Linked DNA regions of Homo sapiens: region 1 is linked to region 2. Evidence: read pairs that join two places in POLR2A ChIA-PET (ENCODE). Cell type or tissue: Caco-2. All regions are shown on one strand. Each heading gives the region's core, and the rest is flanking DNA. Links, peaks and the distances in the headings are about the cores only.

The links. ChIA-PET counts read pairs that join two places held together with the same protein. Peaks named below come from ENCODE experiments on the same cell type or tissue, not always from the same donor. Only the 100,000 strongest peaks of a DNase experiment are listed, where the experiment ranks them.
Region 1: POLR2A ChIA-PET joins it to region 2 with 5 read pairs; 4 of 35 experiments call an interaction of 5 or more read pairs at or near these places.

What each region holds. Positions count from the first base shown.
Region 1 is chr2:180,057,070-180,065,409 of GRCh38, forward strand. No RefSeq gene overlaps it. Among named protein-coding and RNA genes, the nearest start is that of CWC22, 54 kb to the left of the region's middle. RefSeq lists an enhancer at 1-203 and a silencer at 1-27. In Caco-2, for the core only: no CTCF peak of the experiment used is centred there; a DNase peak (open chromatin) is centred at 4,292.
Region 2 is chr2:179,941,313-179,949,652 of GRCh38, forward strand. It overlaps CWC22 (CWC22 spliceosome associated protein), which reads right to left. Exons shown (of 20, transcript NM_020943.3): 20 at 3,564-4,403. The coding sequence ends at 3,817. Among named protein-coding and RNA genes, the nearest start is that of CWC22, 62 kb to the right of the region's middle. In Caco-2, for the core only: no CTCF peak of the experiment used is centred there; no DNase peak of the experiment used is centred there.

The DNA of each region.
Region 1 (8,340 bases), core at 64-8,063, 120 kb after region 2:
CAAAGGAAAAGCAGATATTCTGCTTAAATTTCTTAAGGCATTTATTACGAAGAGGGGAAGTGAAAGTTAGTACTCAGAACTTATTACTCTTTCCTACAGTAAAAGTTTTGCCCATGGTTTCCAAAACAAGGGACTATGGAATTGGGTGAATGGGAGAGAATTGGAAGAGACTTTAAAAAGGCGTATGAAGAGGGAGCAGAAATTCCAGTTTGTTTGGTCAATGTGGACACTAACAAAGGCAGCTCTTGAGCCATTTCAAACATGATGAGGTAGGCTCAGATGAGGAAGAGGAGGATAAGTGTAAAAAATTAGATTGTTAATGTGAGGAACAGGAAACGGAGAGAACTAAAAGAAAGGGAAACTGAAAAAAGTAGGTCTTACTAGACCGTCGGCTCCACCTGCTGAATTAAGTGAAAGGCCACCTCTCTCTCCCCATAATGGGCTAGGAGATGAATTAGCTAGAAAACGTACTGCTCCTATAGTTGCAAAATTAAAACCTGGAACAATTGGTGCTATACAAAATTCTACTCAAAAGGCTACAGCTGAGGGACACCTCGAAGCATGCAATTTCCCGTAACTATAATCCAGCAGGGAGGATAGCAAACGTCCTTCCACTGTGTTTCCAAAATCCATCTACAAAGGAGAAAGATACACAAGCAGTTAAAGGAATAGGGTACACTTTTTTTTCTTTAAAAGCCAGGGTAAATTTAAAAACCTATAACTGAAGGTCTCCGTGGCCCTGTAACACTCCAGTACTACCTTATCAGTGTAAACAAGGCCGAAAGCACTGAGACCACGGACAACCAGTAGCCTTCCTATCAAAAATTCTTAACCCAGTAATCCGCGGATGGCCCAAATGCATTCCATTGGTAGCAGCAACTGCTTTGCTAACAGAAGAAAGTAGAAAAACGTTTAGTGGAAACCTCATTGTGAGCACACCTCACCAGTTCAGAGCTATCCTAAGTCAAACAAAAAGGTAGCTTACTAACTCAAATCTAAAAGTATAGGGCTATTCTGTTAGGAAAAAAGATTTAACATTAACCACTGAAAATTCCCTTAACCCAGCAGGTTTTGTAATGAGGGATTTAAATTTTAATTACCATACAAAGGCCCGATCAGACCCCTAGGAGGAACTCCCTTCAGGACAGAACAATAGATGGTTCCTCCTGGGTGACGGGGGAGGGGGTGAAAACACAATGGGTATATTCAGTAATTGATAGGGAGACTATATATAGAAGCAGAGTTAAGAAAATTGCCTAATTCGTCTGCTCAAACCTGCGAGCTGTTTGCACTCAGAATCAAAAAACTTTCAATCCTGACTCAAAAGGTTACCTACACCCTCTGAAATGAATTTGCTTAAGAACTGTTCATGGGAGTGAATCTTGATGGGGCAGCTGGGTGGGTATGAAATACTCAGGAACCCAGCCCAGCTCTAGGACTCACCTGTGAGCGCAAAGGCAATGTTGGGCATGCTGGTAAAGGACCACTAGAATCTAGCAGCCTGGACCCATTTCTTTGTGGTCAAGAAAGGTGGGAAAACAGGTGCCGGACTGCTACATTGGTAAGAGTAACTAATCTGATAAGCAGAGGTCTATGGGTGGTTACGCACCCTGGAAAGGAATAAGCATTAGGACCGTAGGGAATGCTCTAGGACTAATGCTCATTGGAAAACGACTTAGGGGTGCTGGCATCCCTGTTTTTTCAGATGGGAAATGTTCCCCACAAGGCAAAAATGCCCCTAAGTGTATCCTGGAGAATCGGCCCAGTCAGAGTGTAGTACCTTTTTCCCTCTCAGACTTTCAAACAAAATAGACCTAGGTAAATTCTCAGATAACCCTGATGGCTATATTGATGTTTTATAAGGGTTAGGATAATCCTTTGACATGGAGAGAGATTTAATGTTACTGCTAGATCAGACACTAACCCCAAATGAGAGAAGTGCCACTGTAACTGCAGCCCCGAGAGTCTTGCGATCTCTGGTATCTCAGGTCAACGATAGGATGACAACAGAGGAAAGAACAATTCCCCACAGGCCAGCAGGCAGTTCCTACTGTAGACCCTCATTGGGATGCAAAATCAGAACATGGAGATTGGTGCTTGTAGACACTTGCTAACTTTTGCGGGCTAGGAAGGACTAAGGAAAACTAAGAGGAAAAAGTCTATGAATTATTCAATGATGTCCATTATAATGCAAGGAAAGGAAGAAAATCCTGCCTTTCTGGAGAGACAAGGGGAGGCATTGAGGAAGCATACCTCTGTCACCTGACTATGTTGAAGGCCAACTAATCTTTAAGGATAAGTTTATCACTCAGTCAGCTGCAGACATTAGAAAAAACTTCAAAAGTCCGCCTTAGGGCCCGGAGCAAAACTTAGAAACCCTATTGAACTCGGAAACCTCGGTTTTTTATAATAGAGATCAGGAGGACCAGGCAGAATGGGACAAATGGGATAAGAAAAAGCCACCGTTTTAGTCATGACCCTCAGGCAAGCGGACTTTGGAGGCTCTGGAAAAGGGAAAGGCTGGGCAAATTGAATGCCTTTAGTAGGGCTTGCTTCCAGTGCAGTCTGCAAGGACATTTTCAAAAAGACTGTCCGAATAGAAATAAGCCACCAGTGCCCCTTATTTCTGCGCACCTTATGTCAAGGGAATCGCTGGAAGGCCCTCTGCCCCAGGGGGACAAAGGACCTGTGAGTCAGAAGCCACTAACCAGATGACCCAGCAGCAGGACTGAGGGTGCCCAGGGTAAGCGCCAGCCCATGCCACAGAGCCCTGGGTATGCTTGACCATTGAGGTCCAGGAGGTTAACTGTTTCCTGGACACTAGCACGGTCTTCTCAGTCTTACTCTCCTGTCCCGGACAACTGTCCTCCAGATCTGTCACTATCTGAGGGGTCCTAGGACAGGCAGTCACTAGATCTTCCAGCCACTAAGTTGTGACTGGGGAACTTTACTCTCCTCACGTGCCTTTCTAATTATGCCTGAAAACCTCGCTCCTTTGTTAGAGACATCCTAGCAAAAGCAGGGGCCATTATACACTAGAATTAGGAGAAGGAAAAAGGGTAAATATACATGCAGACTCTAAGTATGCTTACCTAGTCCTCCATGCCCTTGCAGCAATATGGAGAGAAGGGGAATTCATAACTTCCGAGGGAACACCTATCAAACATCAGGAAGCCTTTAGACCCCAAAATTCTCCTTACCTCTGAGTCTGCTTCCTCTGATCCCTGCCTAAAGATAATTTTATGGGGAAGAGGATTTGCTTGCCTCAGGTGCCTGTGTGGGTGCCCACCAAACATCTGAAGATCTATCATCAGCCACAGCATCTAGTGGACCCACCTGTACAGTGCGAATTTGAAGGTTTGAAAAGCCTCGATTTGCTCTCTCTATGCCTTCAGTTAATCACAAAAGGCCTGTCTCATCAGTGGCCGCCTGGCTACAACCACAAAAGTTTTTGCTTCTATTTCAGTAGATTTACTAACGTGGAGATTGAGGGTATGCTTTTGCCAGGAGATGAACGAACCGTGTGGATGACCTCAAGATGTGTACGACCATAGAATTGGGGAGACTGGGGCGGGGGGGAACCCATGGATCCCAACCATGGACCGGGTTCTCCCCCAGCATGAGCCATGAGACAGTTGAATCTGAATGCGAAGATGGAACAAGGACTGACCAGAGTCACAATGCTTAATGGACCAATGCTTTCTGACTCCTCTCTACCATGAATACAAGAGACCCTAATAGTTAGGCAGGAGTATCATTGCCCCTATTCAGCATTTGAAGAAGTTACAGAAGACGGACCTTCATCCTCCTGCAACCCCTAGGATTGAGGGTCCCCTTGTAAAAGGCAAAGTGGGGGAGGTATGTGGGAAGCATTCAAACCAGAGTGACTCCAGTTTGAATAAGGGTTAAAAGAAAAAAGCTGGGTCACCGGCAATTAAGGACTACACAGCCTGCAATCGCCTTGCTAACAATTGCTAGTAATGTAATAATGATACCTTCCCCCTTACAAAAAAAGGCATGTTGGGGGAAAAAGCTGAGTGTTGGGAGGGAAACTGAGGCAGGGCTTGCATAATGTCTTTGGAATGTGTCTAGACTTACTGGCTCCTTGTTTCTAGCCTTCCTAGGCTCCTGTTACCATTATCTCAAGTAGCAGAACATGTTCCTTATAAATGCTAAGCCATCACAGCTGTAAATCATGTGCTTAACGCAATGTGCCCTTTTGACCTCCACGTTCTCACCACCTGTTTCTTCGTTGCATTACCAATAAATACCATGGGCTCCCAGAGCTCGGGGCCTTCGCAGCCTCCATACAATAGTGATGGCCCCCTGGCGTACCACCTTTTCCCCCCTCACCCCGCTCAATCCTTTGACTCCGCTGGACTTCGTCACCCCGACGACCTGGTGTTGGGTCTGATCACCCCAGCAAAGTTGGTGGTCGAATGCCCAGCATACACTCGGGCTGCATGGTGGTCTATTCGGGAAGATGGAAAATAGTGGCAGGACAAGGTAGGCGGTGCTGACATGCATAGCTAGACGTGTGACAAATTCTCTAGATCATATTCCTAATCAGACTACAGACTGCAGCTGAGAGTGGAGGAGAGAGGGCTCCATCTCTCTCTAAATGAGCAGCTTCAAATAGTTAATTATTAAACAGTTCACAATTATTAAACAGGACAGCCCTAATAGTTGACTAGAATACAAAGCAGGAAATTGAGCCAAATCTTCTAGCCTGGGCTAACCCAGCAAGGATTTGGAGAGTGTGCTACCTGGAGGGCAAATAAAGCTAAAGGTTTATGCTGATCATGTACCATACTTTTGGCAGCAAACTACATTTACAATGATGGATATTCTTTTAGCACTTTATGCCCTGGTTATACTTGTCTTGGTAATTCCTAAGCTAAAACCTATAGGTAGAGTTTCAGAGACTGCAGTTCAGCATGGCTAAAGATGAGAAGAGTTACTGGTGCTTGTACATTTTATTTCTGGATATGCACTTGGATTCAGTTGTATAGAAGGTTTGGAAGTAGCTCTCACCCTTACATAAAAGGCCACACATCAAGCTACTTCATACAGAAATGGTATGGTAAGTGCTGCTGTACTCCTTAGTTGAAGAGCAGGTTAGACCTCGTTATATTATGCTGTTTCCCGCAGATTCTCTATTAACCGAATTCTTTGGCATGATCTTTTTTTCTCTTCTAAGTGATTAAGACTGCTTTAAGGAGAACATATATATTTAGTATTTCTTCTTCCCTCTCAATGACTGACATCATCGGACCTATCACCTGAGCATGGTCTGACTCAGTGTGTCATCTGGTGTATCCACACCTGCCACACTACAGCCTGGCTCTCATGCATGTAAGTCCAAGAAACAGGTTGTCTGAATTGCAGCCATGCAAACAGTTTCCTATTCATTCAAATAACATCTGAGATTTGCATGGATTAACATTCAGTTGACAGAAATCTAGTTCTTATTCAAGTAAAGAAATAAGGACTAGTTCATTTTAACCACAGGCCAGTGGAAGATTCCCATCTCATTGGAACTAATCAGTGTCCATTATTTTACCAAAGGTTTTTCATCTAGCCTTACAATGCATTTAAAGCCAAGGTCCTAGTATCTTCACAAAGAAAACATCACAGGGTGTGTAACACTGTTTCTTATTTAAAGATTGCACTCAACTAATTAAAAAGTGTCCTCAAATGTTCCCTCTGCTCACTGCACTGGGAAAAATCTACTTTTGGAATATATAGGTTCATCTTAACTCATACCATACCTACTTAATTCTCCAAGAGAATGGGGTATGAGTCCGTGGAGGATAGAGTGACAGTCATCTTTCCAGGATTGATTTTGGTCAGTAACTCTATGCTCTGTGACCTGAGGGAGGTTGTTGGGAGGAGATGGTGGGAGTCAGGATGCAGAACATGAGGTGCCTGTAAATCTCATCTTTTCTGGGAGCTGATGGCCTTGTCTCCACATTAAAGTGTGGATGCCTTGCAGGGAACCGCTATCTGCAAGTGCAGATCTAGAGACAGTTGACAGAGCACCAGTCACAAACAAGGTGGCTTGATGTAAGTTTCTTTGTGTAGCATAAGCTGAGTAGTCTTAGAAAGAAATAACTTTATTACTGTAAATGCTGAATCATAAATATAAGCCTTGACATAACCCTGAAGTTCTTGAACTCTTTTCCAGGCTATGCCTAGAAAAAATTGTGGGATAGAGCCAGGTTAGTGTTCAATGCCTTCCTGTTTTTCTACTCCCAGTCTCCTCTCCCCCTCACGTACCCTGAACCACAAGTCTTTTTTCCTTATCTCCATCACATCCTATATCTTGCTTTTTAAAGTCAGAATCATATTTGTATTAAGTTTAAAAAAAACTGACTTTTGCTTCTAGCTAAGGTGAAGTAACAGACTTGATTTATAGTTATGCCTGAAATAAACTTGGAAAAATATGAAATGTTTTTTCAAGACATCAGATGATACAAGACATTAATTTCTGAGAAATGAGAAACAAATGAGGTGAAGCCCTACAATTGCCCTAATTTACTGCCTTGAGAGAGTGTCCAGGTCATGGCATGCTGGGACGTGGAAACTTGGAATAGCCTGGCCGACTGCCGAATTGAGGAATGAGAATGTTTGGTTGCCTCTATGACTGAGGATGCTGTAGACATCTAGTGGACAGCAGTTGATGGGATAGTCCTGAATAGTTTTTCTAGTGGAATTGTGCAGGTGCCACTGGTGATAAACAGATAGATGCTCACTGCTGAGAATGCCAAGGAGGGTTAGCAAATGTCTGAGACTCCATACTTTGACCCTGTGACGCTGAGGACAGAACAATTCCCAGAAACATGAGCAGCATACATACTTAGAGAAGAAAATATTCTGAAATGGTGCATAATTTCACCGGTCTAAAGGCTTCAGGGGGAATTTTGTTTAGGGTGTTGTAAAAACCCATGACCTTGGGGCACCCTTTTGTTAGTAATACATTCTGATCTCTTTTGAATTTTTTAATTTTATGCTGGCATTGCCTTTTGTGAACAGGCATCTTTAAATAAACATGGCTTTAATCTGGTTTCATGAAACAGGAGTAGCATTCCTGCAGATGAAACGGCAATTCAAAGTGTAGTCTGTCCACTTTGGAACATTTTATTTATAAGTAAACACTTTGTTCTCTTGGTGACAAATAGAAATTCTTCCTATTTTATGACCATATTAAGGAAGCAAACAAATCCCCTCAGTTATACTGGAAAATAAGTCTTTAATTTCAAAGAATAAGAATCTTGTCATACAACTTAGTAGCATAGGTAGAAATCAATAATTGTGTGTTAACGGATTCAACATGTCAATATGTTGATCTAGTCAACAAAATTACTTTTGTAAATAGATTGCCCTTGCTGAGTAGAGCTGAAGAAAACTGTTGGCAAGTAAGCACTTCACTTTCTTCTCTTGATCATTGCTTTTTGAGTGTGTTCTGTGGAGAGGACAGTGCTCTGGGAGATGTGAACCACACTCTGCCTCTGCGCTTTACCTCCTTTGAGTTGCTTTCAGTTCATAAACGTAAAGTTGCAGGAGCTGGAGAGGCTAATTCTTAAGTGGGTTTGGTGTGGAAAGAGTATTAGGGAGGGAAGTACCCTGGGATAGAGTGGAATTTGGGTCTTGGGAATAGCTATGGCACCAACATATGGCCCTGCACAAATCACATGACCCATTGGGCATCAGTTCCTTCATCTGTGAAATAAATGTATTTCTGTTTGAGCTCAAAGGTTTTTTCAGCTATAATTTATGAATGTAGCTGTTTGCCCCAAGGAATGAGTTTTCTCAACTCTGAAAGCAAAATTTATGTGCTAGGCAGAGAAATTTTACTTTACCTGCCCTGATTCTTGCTCTATGCTACTGAGCAAAGTGCTAAGACATCTGAAATCATCCAGTATTTATTATTTTCTCCTAACTTTTTCCCTAAGATGAGTGCCAAGATTGTTCTAGATTCCTTGGGAAACTTTTCAAAAGGCTGAAGCCTCTTCAGTTCTAATTATTCATTCAATACAATGTATGAACAGGCCCAGTGTTCCATGTTGTGTAGATAGTTGCTCATGTGGTTGTATTTAACTTGGAGTTCTGCTGCAGCTGGGCTGGAAAGTCCAAGAAGACCTCCCTCACATATTTGGAGACTTTAACTGCATCCTAGCAACAATGAGCACAAAGATTGAATGTATGACGCCCAAATTTATAAGTTGAAATTCTAATCCCCAATATGATATTAGGAGGTAGGGCCTTCAGAAGCTAATAAGGTGGAGCACTCATGAATGGGATTAGTGCTCTTATAAAGGTACCTCAACAAACTTTCTC
Region 2 (8,340 bases), core at 245-8,244:
ATTAACCAACTTCAAGAAACTGAAGTTCTAATTGGAGATATGCAACAGACTCAGAGGTTTTTAATGAGGTTTAGTAATATGTGGGTGAGTATAAATGGAAGTTGTAGAGCATATTCAAGGTTGAGGGGACACAAGACATCACAATGAGAGCCAGGAACACCATTTGGAGATGTTTCAATGAGTGTTTCAAAGTGTGTAATGTGAAAATGTCCATGTTAAGGGAACAGGTTTCCAAGATGTCACATTGGGCACTCTGAGCTCTCTCCTAAAGTATCAGTGGGTGTTAAAGTTTGCTTGGCTGAATAAATATTCCGTGGAATATACACAGAACAGAATGAAAGAACTTGAAAGATCAGACAGAAAAGACATTTGACTATATTGGAAGAAGTGAGAATTGGATTGGAAAACAAAGGCATCAGGATTCTAAAAAAATCTATGGGGAAGACTTTAATCTGCTAATCTATGAATTTTTTGGGGGGGGGGATTACACGTCAGTTAAGTCAAAATCAAAATGGTGTAAACAAAGCAAGTCAAGAATAAAAACCTCACTCATAACTATCTGGGATAGCCAAAACCTTTGTTTCTGATAATACATTTGAGAAATGTGAAGTAGTGGTATAAGACACAGGAAGTAGGTTGCTTGAGCTAACAGGATACGTACATCTGGGAAACAGGTACTATGATAGAAGTGATGGATAATTACTCTGTCACACCTTAACTCCAAAACAATCAATTCATTTTGCTGTGCTACTTTAACACGATTCTGGTTTTTTTCAACTATAAATGGCATTACAGATGGAATGAAGCAATCAATGAACCAGTTGATGAGCCTGAATTTTCTTCCACATCTTTGCTGTATGCTATGAAAAAGAACTCTGCTAAATGCCCACTGTGTTACATGGTATTCTAGGGCCTTTGACTTCATTATTTCATATAATAATCACTACAACTGTGTAAGGTAGACAAAAGTATTTTAAAGGTGAATCAGAAGGTCAGAAAAGTGAAATAATTTGCCTAAGTTCACACAGCTGCTAGGAGACAGAGCTGATTCTCAAATCCTTCTCTCTGGCTTTTATTCATCCTCCAGTTGTGCTTTGGAATGAAGATGATCTGAGTTAAATACTGCTACTTATCAACTTTGTGGCCTGAGCCTAATTAGTCTCTTTGGACTCCAGTCTCCTCTTCTGTGATGTAGGAAGACAATACCAATTCTCATGGGGTTGTTTTGAAAGAATTAAATTCGTTATTTGTTCATTTATCTATTCGAATGATAGATCACGGAATGAGGGAAGTAAAGAAGTGCTGGGGTGGGGATTGGTAACTGATTGTAACAAAGTCAATGGATCAGAAGGTTTGCTGAGGTGAAGGATTTCTAGAATAGTGGTACTAAAGCAGGTGAACTGGTTGGGAAGTGGCCAAAGTATGATGCTTCAAGGAGGGATTTCAGAGGTGGTATGATTTGAAAGCCAACCTAACGGGGATGACAATGGGAGTAGGTAGCTAGGGATGTAGAATTAGAACTTTGGAAGCAAGGAAATTGAGAACCTGAAAAGGAATGAGCATGCAAAGTATCTAGAATTCAGTTGATCCTTAAAAAATACTAACTCTGAAATAGTGTAAAAATATAGAAATAGCAAACATAGGCAACATGTTTCTTGTTTACACATTAAAAGAGTGAAGGTGAAAAATCTGCCTGAGCGGCAGACAGTACATGTGAATACATCATAGTTGATGCTGCAGAAATGCATTTTCAAAGCAGAACAGAATAGTTCCTCAATCCAGCTTCTAGTCTCTGCTTCTGATATAACTCACTTATACTCAAAATACTTCTGCTAGAGGTAGTTAGGTATTAATTGCTTGTATAAGAGTATAGAACATAGTGAGGAGCACACACACAAGACAAAACACAAGTTAAGTAGAATAGGAAATGTTAACAAAAATTTCCAGGCAATATTTGCTGTCAAAAAACATCTGTATTACAGCTGTTCCTTCTGCCTACAAGGTTCTTCCCAAGCAATCCACATGTCTCAAGCCCTCACTCTGTTCAGATATCTGGGCAAGCATCACCTCATCAAAGAACTGCTCTGTCTATACACCCTGTCCCCCAATCACTCAGTCTCGCCTTTCTCTGCTTTACTTTTCTTCATAGCACTTACCACTACTGGATATATCATATATTTATTTATTTACTGTCTTTGTTTACCATTTCCCTCCCCTGAACTATAAGTCTCAACGAGTAGAGACTCTGTTCACTGTTTTATCTCTAGTACCTAAAACAAACCTGAGCAAACAGTAGAAGATTAATACATATTAATAACATTTTAAAAATAATCTAATAACTCTAAGGTCTTAAGCACTTAATAAAATGAATGGGTTCCCATTTTTACATGTAAAAGTCATGAACTAAGGTTAAAGTGTAGAAAATAAACTAAAATTTCTAGTCTACTGTTTTTTCCTTTTTACCAACCCTGAAGATGAGGGTTCAGGTAAAAAAAAAAAAAAAAACTATTTCCCTTAGGGCTCATGGCCTACATGTTTGTTAAATCCAATTTGCTCAGCTTGTAAGTTCTGTGGAATGCACTGTCCATGATGGTCCCTTCCAATGACACCAAATTTTAACCACCACAAAGGGAGAAAACACTAAAAGGAATTTATCCAAGCTGTCTCATTCGAATGAATGCTTTTTGTGAGTTGGTGGGGAGAAGGAGCGGATATTTCTTTACATGAATTTTATTGTTATTTATACTCAAGTTAAACAACAAAAATAGGAAACATTTTGAATCAGCATATGCCCAAAAACTAAACATTAAAATGGTGGTCCCACTATTCCTGAAACCAAACATTGGCTAAAATGAACTATATGCACCTTTAAGGTGAGCAAACACAAGAAGCCTATATTTAGCAAGGAAGTTAAAATGTTTGTCAGCAAGTCTAATATCTTAGAGGAAATATTTATTTCAAAAGTAATAACTAATGTGGTCATATTAATTAATCAGTTAACAGTTACAATGATGGAAACCCTTAAAATTCATATAAAAAACTGAAATTACATTTAGGCTGCTTGCATATTTCACAACTATATGTTTTCCAATGATCTATTAACCTAAACTAAAAATTAAATACACATTAATTCATCAACAGTGATATAACTTCAAGGCTGAGAAAAATGCACTAATCACAAAGAATTTCAATTAAATGATATCAAGGAGTCCAGAGAGAAGAAATATTTCCTGTGGGAGAAGTTCTAATTATAAATAACTGCGTATTGGTTTAAAGAGTAACATACACCTAGCTTTACCAACACTTGTGAAAAAAATTACACATTACATACTTTGTTCAAAGCCTAATATGAAAATTGTAACAAATCCTCTACTGAAAAAAAAAAAAGTGACTACCTGAAAAAGATTCATAACATCTCATTAACAAAGCAAAACTGTTAAACTGAAAAGGTTCACCTGTTTTGGTCTTCAGTTACAAACAAAAAAGCACTGATAATTCACTATAACAGCTTCTTAAACAACTAAAAAAATATTTTGTCAATTGAAAAAACATCACTGAATCAATGAGCTTTTGATCATTTTATTCACAAAATATAAGCGAGACTTACATCCCTTTCTGGTGAAAGTTTTCAAATAATTTTATGGGTAGGGCCTTGAGATGTATCAATTATAAAACATGTTAAAATGAAAACATTTTTTAAATTTACAAATACAAACCAATACTTTATACAAGAATTCTCTATAAAGTTCGTCAAAGTAAAAAATAATTTGTTTCAACTGAATATAAGGCATGTCCAGTTTATGTCATTTTGTAGAATTATTTTTGTTTTGCTGGAGACTTTTCTCTTCGCCGGTCCTGATTTTTCTTTGATTCTCTGGATTGTTCAGAGTATCTGCTAGATTTTTCCCATCGTCTCTCGGCACCATTTTGATATCTATCTTCATCACTTCTTGAGCCTGAGTGCTTTCTATTCATTTCCTTTGACTTTGATCTATCTTTTCTTCTGAAATTTTCACTGTCTTTAATTCGGTGTGTATGCTTCTCATTTTCAGAAAAAGAATTTCTTCTCTCTCCTCTCTTCTTTTTGGGATCACCATGCTTATTTTCCAAATCTATATGCATTTCTTGGTCTCTGTCATTCGCAACTCTACTGTAGTTATTTCGTTCAGAAGGAACATCTTTGTCTGATGTGTACTTTGTTATAGGATCTCTCCAATTTGAACCACTTGAATTTTGATCTCTGTGTTTTTCTGACCTTCTTTCTCTCTCAGTCCTTGTTTCCTGGTGCCCGTGTTCTTGTCTTCTTTCTTTTTGTTTCCTATCATTTGTTTGCTGGTTTCTGATCAATTTATCTACCTCTTTACTTCTGGTCTTCCCATGTCCCTTCTTTCTTACATCATTAGCTGCGTGTGTAAAATAAAAGACAGTTAGCTTTTATTTCAATCTTAATTTCATAATTATAACAATCACATTTACTGATACAGTGTAGGTTTACTAACTCAGATAAACTAGGTGCAAAGCCAAATTGATTGAATAGAAAGTCTGATGACACAGAGTCTTACCAAATGCTTAATTTTATTTTATTTTTTGAGACAGTTTTGCTCTTGTTGCCCAGGCTGGAGTGCAGTGGCGCAATCTCGGCTCACTGCAACCTCCGCCTCCTGGGTTCAAGTGATTCTCCTGCCTCAGCCTCCCGAATAGATGAGATTACAGGCGTCTGCCACCATGTCTGGCTAATTTTCGTATTTTTAGTAGAGACAGGGTTTCTCCCTGTTGGTCAGGCTGGTCTCGAACTCCTGACCTCAGGTGATCTGCCTGCCTCGGCCTTTTAAGAATATACAATATTTCAGGCCAGGTACAGTGGCTCATGCCTATAATCCCAGCACTTTGGGAAGCAGAGGGGGTGGGGGACAGATTGCTTGCGCCCAGAAGTTGGAGACCAGCCTGGGTAACGTAGCGAAACCCCTTCTCTACAAAAAATTCAAAAAATTAGCCAGCTGTGGTGGCGTCAGCCTGTAGTCACAGCTACTCAGGAGCCTGAGGTGGGAGGATCAATTGAGCCTGGGAGGCAGAGGTTGCAGTACGCCAAGAATGCACCGCTACACCCCAGCCTGGGTAACAAAGTGGGACTCTGTCCAAAAAAAAAAAAAAAGGGGGGGGGGGAAGGGGAGGGGAGGGAGGAAGGGGAATATATAATATCTCAACATTAGTTACCAAAGTACTGTTTTGATCTCGAGATTTAAGACAGTAAACAGAAATTTTATAGCAAATGTAAAAATTTTAGAAAGCGACTCAAATGGTACATTTCTACTTAACAAATTGAATCCAAAAGCTGAAATTCCAGCCCATAGAGTGTTATTCATAGGACTATTAAGTCAGATCAAAATACAATGATCACCCAAACTAGCATTCACTTCCTAAACATAGGAGGAGTAGAACAACTGGGTTTGCTTAACAGCATGAACATATATTTCTCAATGAAAGGTCTCTTCCTGCAAAAACAATAGTTCTCCCCTCTGTTACTATCAGAGAGGCACTAACTGCACCAACAAGAGCAGATATGTTAAGATTTACACTCATGGGCTTTATTAGAGCCACAAAGGCTTAGTTTCTGTAGAAACTCTTCTGAAAAGACCTCAAACAATTTGATTTTGCTGATGTAATCACAACTATAAATACAAAATGGTTATACTGAAATAACCACTTTAAGCAATAAAACAAACTTAATCAGTTTATCTGTTATTTAATTTGGGTGCACAAATCAAAGATGCTAAGATAACAAAAATTTCTCTCAAATTCATACATAGGCAAGAAAGAGAAAATATGATAGAAAAGTGCCTCTTGTCACCCTAATTCTACCTAAATCTCACTGTACCAGCCTCTATTTCTTCCGCTAAATGCATATCTTTGGCACATGGTACAGTCAGTTGGTTTGCCACTAAGGACCTATTTCTCTGGTTCCTATCAAACAGCTCAGCTGAGCTGCAGCTACCCAAGCAGAAACCATCTGGCTCTGTGCTAAACCAGCGTCCCCTTGATCCTACTGTACACCACTGTCGGGCTTTACTGATATTAAAACCCAGCCATGTAACAAGAGGCAATCTCTTCTCCGTTTGCTATGTTTGCATTATAATTTCCTAATTTTGGGGCAGTTCATGCTGCTTTTATGCTATTTAGTATTTTATTAATAAAACAAAGTTCTCTACTGAAATTATATGAGAAGGCAAATTAATTTTGAATCAGCAAGCTTCCTTATTGCAGCAATTCATGCTGTGTTATCATCTGTTCTCAAAATGGATACCATGAAATAACAAATTCTGTAGAATATAAAAATGGTGAATGTTAAATGAACAATGTTTGTACACTTCAATTCATGAATAAAAGTTCCTGTAAGCAAACAATCTTTCTCTGATAATTAAAAAAACAGCCCCACAATTCTGGATGTCACACAGTATGTAAAACACTTTGAAACATAACAAGCTATGGAACAAAGGTGTAAAGATTGGCCTTTCAATTTAAGGCTACAGAGGAAAGTATTGATGCCATATTTGATGAAATATTGCATCCAAACAAAACAAAATGAGAAATGACATGCATGTAGGATAAGCAGACAATCCCTTATTTGGACCAAGATACTGTAATGAAAGAAAGCAGAGCTGACCTTGGGTAAAACAACACAGATCTTTTCAGAAACTGTGAACCAGATCAAACTTTGAAAACATCTTTTACTATAGCATTTCCACTTCCAGGTAGGATAGAGAAGACTGTGGCAAACCTGTGCTCCTGCTGAAAATAACTAGAAATGCCAGATACAATTTTAAAATGTTGCATTGAAAAATGTTGAAAAGCACACAGAAATCAAGTTGAAGGAACTCCTAATTGCCAAAGCTAAGATGATTTGAGCAAAATAAATGACAGTATTGGACTTTAACCCACAGGATAAGATAAATAACCGTGAGTCTATATTGATATTTACAGTTGACTAAATAAATAAATGAGGGAAGAGGGACAATACTTTCTTATAGAAGAAATTCAATTACTAGATGTAGAAGAAAACAGACAAATAAAAAATCACCATTAGGTGATTTTTTAACCATCCAAAGATGGATGTTAAAATTAGTGAGTAAAAGCTGGAGGAAAAAGAGATTTGCATAGTATCAAGTTACCTCCCTACAAGACATTTTCACAGAGAAAAATAGTTTCCCTGAAGACATCCAGTGGACACCACCTTACTCAAGTGATCAAGGTTGTCACCCAAAATAAAATTATGAACCTCTTGATAAGATGCACTAAGAACAACACATTGTTTCTAATGTACTCTTGCCAAAAATGTCTAATCTCATTCTAATAAGGAGAAAACATCAGACGAAACTCCATACTGAGGGACAGGTTACAAAATAAGTGACCAGAGGACTTCAAAAGTGTTAAAGCTATTAAGAACAAGGAAAGCCCGAGAGGAACTATCATAGAATGCAGAAAACTGAGAATACAATTAAATGCTAGCAGAATCCTGAAATAAGAAAAACGACATTAGTGGTAAAACTGGTTTTCAAATCACATCTGTAGTCTAGTCAATAATGCTGTTCCAATGCTAATTTCCTAGTTTGATAAATGAACCAGTGTTATGTAAGATGCTACCATTAGGGGAAGTTGGAATGAAGAGTATATGGAAATTCTCTGTACTGTTTTTGCAACTTTCCTAAATCTAAAATTAGCTCAGAATAAAAGGTTACAGTTACAAAGTAAAAAATATAAAGGCATCAGAGAGCTAGTGGAAAAACAAGTACTAGAGGGGCCAAGATGCAGGAGAAAGCAGAAACATTGAGAAGTAAGTGATGTTCTACAGCTACTTTCTCCCTGGGAGCATCTGCTGATTCAGGGATGCTACTGAGGGACAGAGACACCAGAGGTCTGGTAGCCTTGCAGGGCTAGAGAGACAAGAATGGGACTGGTTATTTGCAATACATATATGTACAAAAGATATCATATCTAGAATATGTAAAGAAAACCTACAAATCAACAGAGAAAACAACTTAACTAAAAAAAATTGGTAAAATACTTGAACAGCCACTTGACAACAAAAATCCAAATGGCCAATAATGGATAAAATGGCATTTAACTTCTCTAGTTGAAATGCAAATTAAAACTAAAACCGCCATGCAGTACCATTACACATCCACCAGAATGGCTGAAATGAAAAAGACGGTCAATTTGAAGTATTAATGAGAATGGGAGCTAATGAAACTCTTATACATGGCCGGTGGGAGTGTAAATAGGAATAACCACTTGGAAAACTGACAGTATTCACCAAAGCTAAATATATGCACATCTTATGACACA